Linked DNA regions of Homo sapiens: all the other regions are linked to region 2. A link is a contact called in ENCODE Hi-C or POLR2A ChIA-PET data. All regions are on one chromosome and are shown on one strand. The core of a region is the stretch at or near the end of the contact, and the rest is flanking DNA. Distances in the headings are between cores, read along the strand shown. Region 1 overlaps TNN (tenascin N). Region 2 overlaps RABGAP1L (RAB GTPase activating protein 1 like). Region 3 holds the start of KIAA0040.

Evidence for each region. Hi-C counts contacts between places; a loop is a spot of excess contacts on that map. ChIA-PET counts read pairs that join two places held with the same protein, here RNA polymerase II (POLR2A). Pooled maps may share reads with other maps.
Region 1: a loop to region 2 is called in a pooled map, with 3 times the contacts of the local background. The contact joins two enhancer-like sites. A Hi-C loop is called at or near these places in 4 of 168 maps with a recorded cell type or tissue (HCT116, IMR-90, endothelial cell of umbilical vein and 1 more), 7 of 37 single-sample maps with no recorded cell type and 11 of 50 pooled maps. POLR2A ChIA-PET finds 5 or more read pairs at or near these places in 1 of 52 experiments (activated T-cell).
Region 3: a loop to region 2 is called in a map of CD8-positive, alpha-beta T cell, with 1.8 times the contacts of the local background. The contact joins the promoter of KIAA0040 here to the enhancer-like site in region 2. A Hi-C loop is called at or near these places in 1 of 168 maps with a recorded cell type or tissue (CD8-positive, alpha-beta T cell), 1 of 37 single-sample maps with no recorded cell type and 7 of 50 pooled maps.

The regions. Positions count from the first base shown.
Region 1 is chr1:175,140,979-175,145,198 of GRCh38, reverse strand. TNN (tenascin N) reads right to left here. Exons shown (of 19, transcript NM_022093.2): 18 at 649-812. Among named protein-coding and RNA genes, the nearest start is that of KIAA0040, 50 kb to the left of the region's middle. Within about 2 kb of position 2,663, at least 2 of the 41 ENCODE cell types and tissues checked have a DNase peak (open chromatin) inside an H3K27ac peak, as active enhancers do.
Region 2 is chr1:174,786,939-174,790,856 of GRCh38, reverse strand. The region is part of intron 18 of RABGAP1L (RAB GTPase activating protein 1 like); the gene reads right to left. Among named protein-coding and RNA genes, the nearest start is that of RABGAP1L-AS1, 170 kb to the left of the region's middle. RefSeq lists an enhancer at 1,303-1,362 and a silencer at 3,738-3,797. Within about 2 kb of position 1,281, at least 3 of the 41 ENCODE cell types and tissues checked have a DNase peak (open chromatin) inside an H3K27ac peak, as active enhancers do.
Region 3 is chr1:175,190,538-175,194,734 of GRCh38, reverse strand. KIAA0040 reads left to right here and starts at 1,959. Exons shown (of 4, transcript NM_014656.3): 1 at 1,959-2,095. RefSeq lists enhancers at 1,297-1,406, 2,127-2,276, 2,517-2,566, 2,707-2,756.

The sequences.
Region 1 (4,220 bases), core at 1,414-3,913, 350 kb before region 2:
GTGTCTCTTCAAAATTCATGTAGTAAAGCCCTAACCACCCCCCACCAACATGATGGTATGTAGAGGGGGCCTCTGGAAGGTAATTAGGTTTACATGAGACCATGAGGTGGAGCCCTCATGATGGGACATATGCCCCTATATGAAGAAGAGATCAGAGCTCCTTTCTGTCCGCCATGTGAGGACGCACAGCCACAAGCCAGCAAGGTCCACCACCAAGAACCAAATCTGCCAGCAGTCTGATCTTGGACTTCCCAGCCTCCAGAACTGTGAGAAATAAATGTCTGTTGTTTGAGCCACCTGGTCTGTGTTATTTTGTTACAGCAGCTAGAGCTGACAGTGTGTGAACTAGTAAAATGAGACAGCGTGCAGAGCACATCATCTGTCATTACATGGCAGTGGGCAGCCCAAGCTTTTCCCGCACCTTCCCCTAGGCAAGTGTGCAGCTCTGGGAATGCAAAACAAGCAGGGCCATGGCCATCAGGAAGGGAGGCCACGACCTCAAGGCCATGGAGCCTGGAGGAGAAGCTCTACTGCTTTGACTGGAAGCTTCAGAAGGAGAGGGGCTGCCAGACTGGCCTGGAGGGTGTCCATTTGGAAGCTGAATATGGACATACCCTGGGACAGAAAAGACATTCACCTGTCACCTACCTCACTGTGCTTGGTCTCCCCATATCTGCCATTAGGGTTGGCCAAGTGGCAGTTCTTATACCACCAGCCACCATGATGTGTCAGGGCACAGTTGCTGAGTGCGATATCATTGTCTCTGTCAAAAGTTGTAAACTTCCATCCATTGTGGTAAGTAAGAGCATCCCCTGCAGGAGAGAAGAGACGGAGGCGAGAGCCCAGGGTTAGCCACCGAGGAGATGATCAAAAGAGGACCCAGCAGGAAGATCTCTAGGCATGAAAATGCCAAAGATGCAGCCAGTCATGTCACAGGTAGTCACCGCTCTCTCAAAACAGCCCAAATGGGAACATGACACATGGGAACAAGCTGTCTTTCCTGGCCTGTACCCCAACTTCAGGCCTGTTTCTCCAACAGTTCTCATAGCATTTTCACTTGGAAGCTCCACAGTCAGATCAAATATCCAAACATAACAACTCTCCCCAAGTCCCTGACCACACCACACACAAGAGCACCACTCTCCACTCTACCCACTCTGCCTTGGGTCCACCCTTCTCCACACCACCCAGACCTGGAACCTGGAGCCATGTTTGGAAATCCCTTCATACCTCTTCTCAAGCCCTCCCTCTGCAGGTCACTCACATACACCCCTATGTCTCTGCTCCCATGACAGCCACCCTCGGCCTTCTCTCATCCTGGGTCTGTGTTAACAAAACAGCCTTCTCTCTGGCTTCTTGCCTGCCAGCCCCTCTGGAGTTTAGACGTCCATTTTCATCATCTCAGGCCTAACAGTCTACTTCATACCACGTGGAGGTGAATTCCTCTTCCATGCCTTGCAGGCCTGTAGGTTGGTTGTGCCCTATGCACAGTCTTGCATCCCACCATCTCCACCACACACCCTCCACTGTGGACCAGCCCACCTTCCAGGAGATTTCTCTCTGCCCTCATCTGTCCAAATCCCAACCATCCCTTCAAAGCCTAGCTCAAGGCCACTTCTAAAGAAGATTCTCTTTATTGGTCTTCCCATGCACCCTCCTAACACACACACACACACACACCTACACACAAACACTCCTGAACTTCCAGAGCCCTTCTGGAGACACATGTAAAATTCAGTCCTTCATTACATCCCATCTGGAAAACTGCTTTAATTATTTTGCTTATGTATCTCCTGTTTCCCTATCATATTTTTCATCCTTTTACAAGCTTTCTTTTTCTGCTCATAAAAGGCAATAAGGGCCCATATCAATCACAAGCTTCATCAAGCTCTGTTCCTGCAATAAAGATTCTTACATTTATATCTCAGCTCTAAGTTTAGCGATCTTCTTCGCATGTGCATTCTCATCTCACTCTCACAGCAACCCTGTGAAGTGAGCAGGGCAGCTCTTAGTCCCGTGGGGAAACAAATTCAAAAAGGTTAGACTCTAGGAACTTCTTAAGGTCCCACCGTCCACAAACAGCAGAGCTGGGACTCAAATCTCTGTCCTGAGATTCCAAGTCCAGGGTTCTTTCTGAGACACCAATCCACCTATGCCTTCCTTGTTTCAATGGGGGGCTTCTTGCACGCTAGCAAGAGAGAGCTATCTATCAATGGCTCTTCAAGTGGGGTTCCCAGACCAGCAGCATCCACATCCCCTGAGAACTTGTTAGAAATGCAAATGGGCCAGGCACGGTGGCTCACACCTGTAATCCCAGCACTTTGAGAGGCCGAGGCAGGCAGATCATGAGGTCAGGAGTTCAAGACCAGCCTGGCCAATATGGTGAAACGCCGTCTCTACTGAAAATACAAAAATTGGCCTGGCATGGTGGTGCACACCTGTAGTCCCAGCTACTCTGGAGGCTGAGGCAGAAGAATTGCTTGAATCCGGGAGGTGGAGGTTGCAGTGAGCCAAGATCGTGCCACTGCACTCCAGCCTGGGTGACAGAGTGAGTCTCCATCTCAAAAAAAAAAAGAAAAGAAAAAAGAAATGCAAATTATTTGGCCCCAGCCCAGACCTACAGAACCGGAAACTACAGGTTGGGCCCCGGCAACCTATGCCTTGACAAGCCCTTCCGATGATCTGACGCAGGCTACAGTGTGAGAACCTCTGGTCTACAACTTCACTTGTTTTTTAGGGAACATTTACTGAATACCTGCTGTGGAGCAGCACATGCTTGGCTCTGTGAACACAAAAATAAGAAGGTCCTTGCTCTCAAAAACGTTTTTGGAGTGGGTGGGGTGAATATGCAGAGTTGGTAGCATATGTTAAAAGGGAAGGTCCTAATTTGCCCCCTCCAAGTCTGCAATCTCACCAGCAGCTCGTTTATGCCTCACCCAGAAAAAGCAGGAGGATTCTGGGGCCACGGAGGCCACTTCCACGCAAACACAGCAGACAGGTCTGTCTCCAGTAGTTTTCTCCAATCCAAGAAAGGTATATTGTCATGCTAGTCATACACATTTCCGCCTCCCTCTAGACTTTGTACAGAAAGTTAACCACAGCTTGAAATAACGTGCAGTGTCTCCCTTAGTAACCTTCTTTAAATGAGCACAGCTTAGCTAATTTACATAGAAGGTTCCCAGGGCTGCTTTCTAAGAATCTGTGCAGAGGCTCTCTTAAAGACATGTTTGTGATGATCTAAACCTGGGCACTGGGATAAAGAAAGGTAAAGCAGGTTTTCACCCAAATGTGGGAGGTCTTTTTCTGCAGAAGGATTTTCTACCTTCTAGAAACTGAAGCCATCCTAATGTTCAGAGTGTAGAGAGTGAGAATGAGGACTGGAGGGGTTCATGGCAGGCCCATGAAAGGTCTGTGCCCAAACTCAGAGGGGATCAAGTTGGTCACCATCCATCTCATCAAAATGTCCCTCTGAGGCCCACTCTCCCCCTCTAGGATTCACCAGGTTGGGAAAGATGGCCCAGGCAGCTGAACCTTCAAAGATCAGGAGAAGCCATTAACATCGCATCCCCTGTCAGTCACACACAGACACAGTAGTGTGTGTCAGAACCTTGAATGTCTTTTATTTCAGGATTAGGAATGGATGATTACAAATGATTTGTGCCATTTCTAGCTCTCCCTTTCATCCAGGTACCCATTAATTTTTTTTTTCTTTTTCAGGTGCCAGCATTTAAAAATCCATCCCTGGTCCCAACCCACTAAATGCTTCCAGAGCTCCCCAGTCACATTTCCAAATGCCCCCAGGTTGGGATCCATCCCTGGTTGTGTCCCCACTGTGGCCCATGCAGGTGGGACTCGAAATCAGCTGTAAATCATTGGTTAGCCCTAGAATTCATTCTGCACCATTCTGAATGCCTAGCTCTTTATGTTTGCATTATGATCTCTAAATAGATGAATAACATCTTAATGGTGGAGCTCATAAGATAGCCTCCCTGCCCCCACTAGAAGACTCAGAATCAGAAACTAAATTTACACATCATTACCTTGCTGGAATTTGCTTCATGAAGGGAAAATGGACTTTCTGATATAACTTGAGTGGAAGTCAAAAGTTGAGGGCCCACCTGGACAGTCTGAGTGGGGAGCAAGCCTTAAGCCACACATTCCTGCCAGGCTGCATGCATGCCAGTTCTAATCAGAGCTAAAATGAAGATAGAGGCTGGGGA
Region 2 (3,918 bases), core at 32-2,531:
AATAGATTGCACAGCCTCCTCCCACTCTAGCTCTCCCACCATACATAAACACATACCCCCCGCCCCCTGCCCACACACACACACACACACTCATGGCTTCAAATAGATGCAGCAGAATTTCAGAAGGGCCTCTGCACCGTTTTTGCCGCCAATCTTCATATGGCTAGCTCTACTGCATCATTCAATTCCAATGTCATTTTGCTCACAGAGGCTTTCTCTTTTCTTTTTTTTTTTCACTTTTGTCGCCCAGGCTAGAGTGCAATAGCGCAATCTTGGCTCACTGCAACCTCTGCCTCCTGGGTTCAAGCGATTCTCCTGACTCCGCCTACTGAGTAGCTAGGATTACTGGCATTCAAAAATAGCCAGCCATCATGCCTGGCTAATTTTGTATTTTTAGTAGAGACGGGGTTTCACCATGTTGGTCAGGCTGGTCTCGAACTCCTGACCTCAGGTGATCTACCCACCTTGGCCTCCCAAAGTGCTAGGATTACAGGCATTAGCCACCGTGCCCGGCCCAGAGGCCTTCTCTCTTACTATCTTTATCTAATGAAGGGCAGTAAAAAATTTGTATTATTTCTTTTATGACATTTATCACCACTTGAAATTGTTTTCTTACTTCTTTGTTACGTATTCTCTTTTTTTTTTTTGAGACAAAGTCTTGCTCTGTCTCCCAGACTGGAATGCAGTGGCATGATCTCGGCTCACTGCAACCTCTGCTTCCCAGGTTTCAGTTATCCTCGTGTCTCAGCCTCCTGTGCAGCTGGAACCACAGGTGTGAGCCACCACAGCCAGCTAATTTTTTTGTATTTTTAGTAGAGATGGGGTTTCACTATGTTGGCCAGGCTGGTCTTGAACTCCTGGCCTCCAGTGCTCTGCACACCTCAGCCTCCCAAAGTGCCAAGATTACTGTCATGAGCCACCACACCTGGCCAGTTATGTATTATCTCTGTATCCAATTAGAAAATATCAGGGCAGGCTTACAGTGGAGAAGAGCAAGAGATTCAAAAAATGTTAATTGGCAAGGGTATTGAGAGGAAAACAAACACAAAATAAGATCCTTGTCTCAGCTTCTTCTATTAATTCATTCATTTTCACTTTGAAATATTATAATTTTACAGGGCCTTAGAACCTCTGTTTCCTTTAGCAACCAAGAGTCAACCACAGTGACCCCTTGACACATTTACAGATTTAACATTTATTGTTTCTGTTCTCCCCAGGAGACCCCACAGAGACACAACACAGTAACTTGTGGGTTTGCTGAGCAATGAACTGAGTCACTCCCATGTAGCAGATGCTGAGTAAATTTAGCTTACAGTCTTTGCCCTTCTCAGTTATTATACATTCTTATGACAAGGCAGTTATTTTATATCAATTTCATAAGTAAAGAAACTCTGTAAAAAAAAATCGTAGCAGTATTGAAAAATCAGGGAATGTAAGAGCATCTGAAAATATATTCTTCATGAATGTTGAGTTGTTTTAATCCCCTGAACCCATGTTTTTACATACTAAAAAAACAGACCACGGTCCAACTAAATTGGTCTACCTGGTTAATTGCAGTGATTCCTTAAGAATGCCATGATTAATACATAATATTATGCTTCCAAAAAGGCTATTACTGATCTATAACCATCATAAAGACTAGCCACAGAAAAATGCAGAGACCATTTTAGACATGCAAGTAGCTGAGTCACTGTGGTTTTTGGTAAGAGGAGAAAGGTTTCTATATTTAAAAATAAGGATATCATAATATTGGTATTTAGAGTATCCTGTGAACTTTGGATAATACATGTTATGTAACAGTCAACTACTTCAGGAAAGAGAAGAAACTTAAAAGCATAAAACAGGCTGACTGCAGTGGCTCACACCTGAACCCCCAGCACTTTGGGTGGCTGAAGAGAGAGGATGGCCTGAGCTCAGGAGTTCGAGAACAGCCTAGGCAACATGGTGAAACCCTATCTCTACTAAAAATACAAAAAAATTAGCCAGTTGTGGTGGTGCACGCCTGTGATTCCAGCTACACAGGAGGCTGAGGCACGAGGATCACTGGAACCTGGGAGATGGAGGTTCCAGTAAGCCGAGATCATGCCATTGCACTCCAGCCTGGGCAACAGAACAAGACTTCATCCCAATGTGTCCAATAGGTACATTTGAGGCCAGTAAGTACATCTGAGGCCAAATTATGATGAAAATGGAATTCCAAAAAGATGGGTACTGGACAACAAGTAGGTGAGGAATGCTACGAAGATTACCTTTTAGAAAGATTAATCTAATAGCAGAGGGCAGGACAGCTTAAGAGAGGAAGAGACTGAAGGTAGACAAGTCAGAAAGCTCTTGTAGTCAATCGAATGTGAGAAAATGAGAGCCTGGACTGGTGTGCTACGGAAATAGAGCCAAGCTTGAATATAAGAAGTACCACAAAGAAGAAATACCTCTTCAGTGTTTCTGTGTTAACTTTCTAAAGTACAGGTGGTTTGCTATGACCTCCTTTGTATAACTCACTAATACAAAACTGCCAGAGAGACAATATTCTTTACCAAGTCAGGGAATGGCACACCACAGAGGAAGCAGAATGCCTCCTGATAAATGAACACAGTGGCTCTCTCAAAGTTCCAGGTGCTGAGGCACAAAGTTGATTATAAGATCACTTGAACTGGTTACTTTCGTCGCAAGTCTAATTATTAATGAAGTTCAAACAATAATACATTAAAGCTGTACCATGCAGAAGCTGGTCTGGTATCACTATTCAATTGCTTAGGGACACCCTGGTTATCACTAAATGCCATAAGTGAGAACATGTAAGGTCTAGTAAGCTTCTTTCTCTATAAAGCACACATTTTAGCAGCTCTTTTCCTTAAAATTAAAGAGAGACCAGGACAGGGAAGTTTTTAAAAGGAAGATAAAAGAAAAGTGGAGGATAGTAATGACTCACTATTCGTTGTCTCACATATCCAACTGTACCCAAGTTCCCTACAGTACCTGGGAAATGCTGCTCAGTTTGCCCCTCTACACCCCTATTGTTGCAGCCTTGGTTAAAGAAGCCTTCATTATTTCTCCCCCAGACTATTCTAATAGTATCCTAACTATTCTCCATATGTATTACCAGTACCTTCACATTTCAGTCTTTTCGCCTCCAAATTATCTTCCTAAAACAAAACATTTGATCATGCAATTGTCTGAAAGTATCCATATCCTCTGGTCCACAGGTTCAAAGCACAAGACATCCTTCAGACAAGCTAGATCTATCCTACCTTTCCAATTGCATCTGTCACCTTGACCCCTCATGCCCAATGTCCTCATGAAACTTCTCATTATTTCCCAAATATGCTTTTTAAAAATTATGCTTTTCTTATCTACATATATTGTTCTTGTTGCCTAAAACATCATTCCTTGTTTTGTCTTGCTAATCTTTCAAGAGTCAGATGTCACTTTCTCTTATTTTTTTTTTTTTTTTTTTGACACAGAGTCTTGCTCTGTCACCCAGGCCAGAGTGCAATGGTGCAATGTCAGCTCACTGCAATCTCCACCTCCCAGGTTCAAGCGATTCTCCTGCCTCAGCCTCCCAAGTAGCTGGGATTACAGGCACACACCACCACGCCCGGTTCATTTTTGTTTTTTTAGTAGAGACAGGGTTTCACCATGTTGGCCAGGCTGGTCTGGAACTCCTGACCTCAGGTGATCCACCCACCTCGGCCTCCCAAAGTGCTGGGATTACAGGTGTGAGCCACTATGTCCAGCCTCACTTTCTCTTTCAAGTCATCCCTGTCATTACTTCCCTCCTCTGCCTTTGCATCCTGTCCCATTTATGACCCTACAATAACAACTCTTCTACGACAATTATTTGTAGGCACGTCTGTCTCCCCTACTTCCCAGTGAAACTCTGAGATTAACCACACAACATATTCATTTTCGCACCTCTAG
Region 3 (4,197 bases), core at 710-3,209, 400 kb before region 2:
ACCAATCTGTAATGTTGCTCCAGACTTTCAGGAAAGTATTTTCTATGGCCTCCCCGCAATAGGCGTCATTCAAGACCTGTACATGATCCCTGCTCAAGTGTGGAATTCCTTCACAGAAGGCAAGTTCCTCCTCTACTAGATGATATGGTGGTAAAAGGATGCACTGGGTCAGGGGGAGCGGCGGTTGGAAACACTTGGATTCAAACCTGGCTCTACCATTTATTAGCTATGTGACCTTGAGGAACTTCCTTAGCTTCCTCTCAACCACAATTTCCTCACCTGTACAATGAGGATAATACTACCTCTCATAAATGTGTTGTGAAAGGTTGAATGATACACTGTGTGTAAACCTCCAGGCAGGAGATCCCCATTCCCAAATTTTCAGGCCAGCATTCAAGGCCTTACTATCATCCATCCCAGGCCTGTCTTCCTCATGGCCCTGTTAGACTCTATACTCTGGCCTTAGGCTCCAGGAGTTTTAGAGGAACCTACATAGGTACATAGGTACATTGTACATAGGTAGACAACTGCAGGCTCAAAGTGTCATTACAGATTTGAGCTTCTCCCGGCTTGTGAATCTAGTCTTCCTCTGTAAAAAATAAATAAATAAATAAATAAATAACTTATTTTCCTCTTTTTCTAGCCATTTTTGGCGTTTCAGGCTGGATGGTGGGTTTTCTCTTTGGCCTTTCAACTCAGAGCCACGTGGTTTCTCCTGAATAAACAGAAAGGAATCTCTTGAATCTCAGTTGTGACAGTTGGTTGCAGCAGTCATTTTAATGCCCACTTGGAGAAGCCAAAGGACACCCATACTCAGGCACAGTCGATGGAGGGCAAGTCCTGGTTCAGCACCTGGCACCTGGTACCTGTGTACCTGGCAAATACAGTCGAGGGAACAGCATTTCAGGCCCTTGTCAGGGAGGACCTCCCAGGATGACACTGAGGAGGCCCCTGAAATGATCCACAGCCAGGTCCTGGCATCCCCCTCTTTTCCCACCCACAGTATCCCTGGAGGCACTGAACAAGCTCTGAATCATCAGAGCTTTGTGTCTGGAGTCCCCTATTCAAAGGGGCGCAGGTCTTTTCATTTCCTAGCATCCCATGTGCTCGGAACTAGAGCCAAGAGATCTGAATAGAAAGTAGATGGAGAGCAGCTGAGGATGAGAGGGAAGAACCCCTGAGAACTTTTTGAAGTCAGCTTTCCCCTCCGTCATTTGCTTGTGACAGACAGCTCCTGGGGCGCAGTTTTCCTTAGCGCCTCCAGGCAGCAGAGACAAAGACTCTTCTGAGATGTCACCTGCACCCCTTGGAGCAACCGGCGTTGGCTAGAGGGGACTGTCATGCTCATTTGTCCCGATAAGACATCGGAGCCTTCACCCAACCTGCCGCATGGTATCCCTCTCCAACGCCTCCCACCCCTTCCAGGAAGGCCCTCTATTTAGGCAGCTGTTTTCCCTGAAGCCGGGTTTGCCCGGAGTTCTGTGTCCCATTCCTGGAACACTGGTGCGTCTGTGAGAGACACCGGGGCTGGCTCCGCAGCCGCTGTGTCCTGAAGGAGGCGTGTTCCGGGACTGAGGGGGCAAGGACACGTAATGGCGGGGGGCGGGGAGTGGGGAGCCACCGGCGGGAAGACGGGGAGGGAGGGCGCGTCTGGGGCGTGTGCGCCCAAGGCCAGAGGCACCCGAGGTGGGCTGGCCCAGGGTGGAAAGCCTGGGCCGAGCCCCTGGAGCGGGCGGAACGGCGAGCCAGATTCAGGAAGTTGTGCCTGTGACATCAGGGGCAGGACAGAGTTGGAGCGAAACCTCAACTATGCCAGGCGTCGGCCCGTAGGAAGGCAGGGAACACAGAGGGCGCTGCCCTCGGCGGCAGCGGCAGGTACGCGCGGGGGTGGAGCGGGGCGGGGCGGGGCGGGGCGGGCGGCTCCCACGACCTTGGCCGGCGCCGGGGCCCTACACGCCAGACCTGGCTCGGGGTGGGAGTGCAGAGGCAACCAAAAAGGAACCCACACCTCCCTCCAGGGCCCGGGGCGCTGTCAGACGGGGCAGCAACCAGGAGATTCCCTGGGCCTGCAGGAAGCCCTTCCGCGGACCGAAAGGTGAGTTTCAGGACTTTCTGTTATGTTTTTTAAAAATACATTTTTAAGCGCCCTCTGTTTGGAAGAAGACGCCCAGTCACTCCTGTCTTTAGAAGGATGAGACCTGCCCCAGAGATACAAGGAATTATTCCTAAGTAGCCTCTTGCGCCTTCACAACTTTAGTTCTGGTGTGTTTCCCTCCTTCGCGAGGACTCTCAGGAGTCTTCCTCTCTGCGCCTGGGCTGAGTCCACATGAACTCCTCGGAGGTCGGCGGTGGAGTTACCTTACTCCAGCTGCCGGTAGGAGCGCTTTGAAGGGGACACATGGAAATTCTGTTTTTTACTGAGAAAGCTAAGGCCTGAGACCCTCCGGAAAGCATCGCGGGCTTAGGTGTTTCTAAACCATTCTAGGTGAAGCCAGATTTTCTCTGGAGCTAAGGAACTAGCCAAAACGAAAATATGGCGTGGAGCCAGGGGCGGAGAGGAAACCTGTTTGCTATTCTGAGAGTTTCCAGGGAGCTTGCTGTGACACAGATTACTTCCTAACTTCTTTGACTCTCAGTGGTCCCACCCCCAGACCCCCCATCCCACCCATGAAGGTAGAGTGGGGGACATAATAGGACCTGTTTCCCTAACATTCTGAAGAGCTTTACGGGATTCATCATATGATAATAGAGTTAAGTAAACTATAGATGATAGCTAGTGGGAAGACCAGTCCTGCCTAACCGAAAGGGAAACTGAAGCACAGACAAGCACTCACCCTAATTTAACAGAACACCGGCAGCCAGCATGCCATGCTACTTAGCGGGATTGTGCCACCGATTGCGTTATACGAGGAAGGGAAGGAAAAGACCACTGGAGCATCTTGGAAGCTCCTCCCTTCTAAAGCAGTTGCATTTCATTTGCTCAGCTACAGCTCATAAGGACCTGAAGCTAATTTTAAGGAACCCTCATTCTGAAGTTCTGTTAGATAATGGGAGAGCCTTGAGTTACAAAGAGCAGGACTTAAACATAGCATTGATGCAACCTGTTCCTAACCCTTTTGCAAATGGTTTGCAAGTTCTATCTAAAGACTTCTGCAAGCGTCTTACCAGCCTTTAAACTGGTTCAGTTGCATCAACCACTTAGTCTGATGTGCCTGCCCTTCACCCAGTGCTGGGCTGGAGAGGCAGCTGTACAGGAAAATCTGACCAAGTCTTTCCTTTTGTCTGAAATTCTGCCTCTCTGTCCCCATCCCAGATACAATTTTAGGAAAGAGATGCGTTGTAAAACAAAAGTTTCTTTGGCCTCCATGCATTGTCAATATTTGGCCTGTGAAATGAGTATGACTTCTGTCCTCTTCCCTAAAGACTAAACCCAAGAGAATAATAAACACTCAACAAACTAAGTTATTGATTTCACCAAAGAGGGAGATGCATCCATTCCATACATTCATTCAACATTTGCCAAACCTACCGTGTGCAGGCCAGTATACCAGGGCCTTGGAGTCCAAAGATAATGAGATGGTTTCTGTTTTTGAGGAGCTTCAGTCTGGTAAGTGAGACAGATACAGAAATAAACTGCAGTTCAGGATAATATACATTGTAATAGCAGTAGCTACAGGGCACTGACTAATCCAGGGGAGAGGGCAGGAGATCCTTCCCCAGAATTATCTGTGAAGTCCACACCACAGAAGTGATGGATGAGCAGGGTCTTGGAAATGACTAGGAGTTCCTAGGGAAAGTGTGTTTTGAACAAAGGAAAGAGGGTATGCAAAGTCAATGGCAGGTAGGGAATAGCGTGTAATAGGAATTACACTGCTAGACTGAGAAGGGTGAACTCCCTCCTATAGGAAGCCATTTTTGAGTTTTTAAGCAGAGGAAGGATCCGGTCAGATTTGTGTTTGGAAAAAGAATTATTGGCCAGATGGGGGCTGGCTTAGAGAGATGGGAAGCAGAGATAATTAAGACCTCAGCTAAGACAATGGCAGTGGGAACTGAGGAAAAGGAATGGATTTTAGGAAGTAGAATCAGAAGTACTTGGTGACCAAGTGAATGTGGTAAAGGAGGAATGAGTGAATAGAGAGTGATTATAAGGTGTTGAGTGGGATAGGCAGGGGAAGGTACCTTGTAGAGCCATTAATA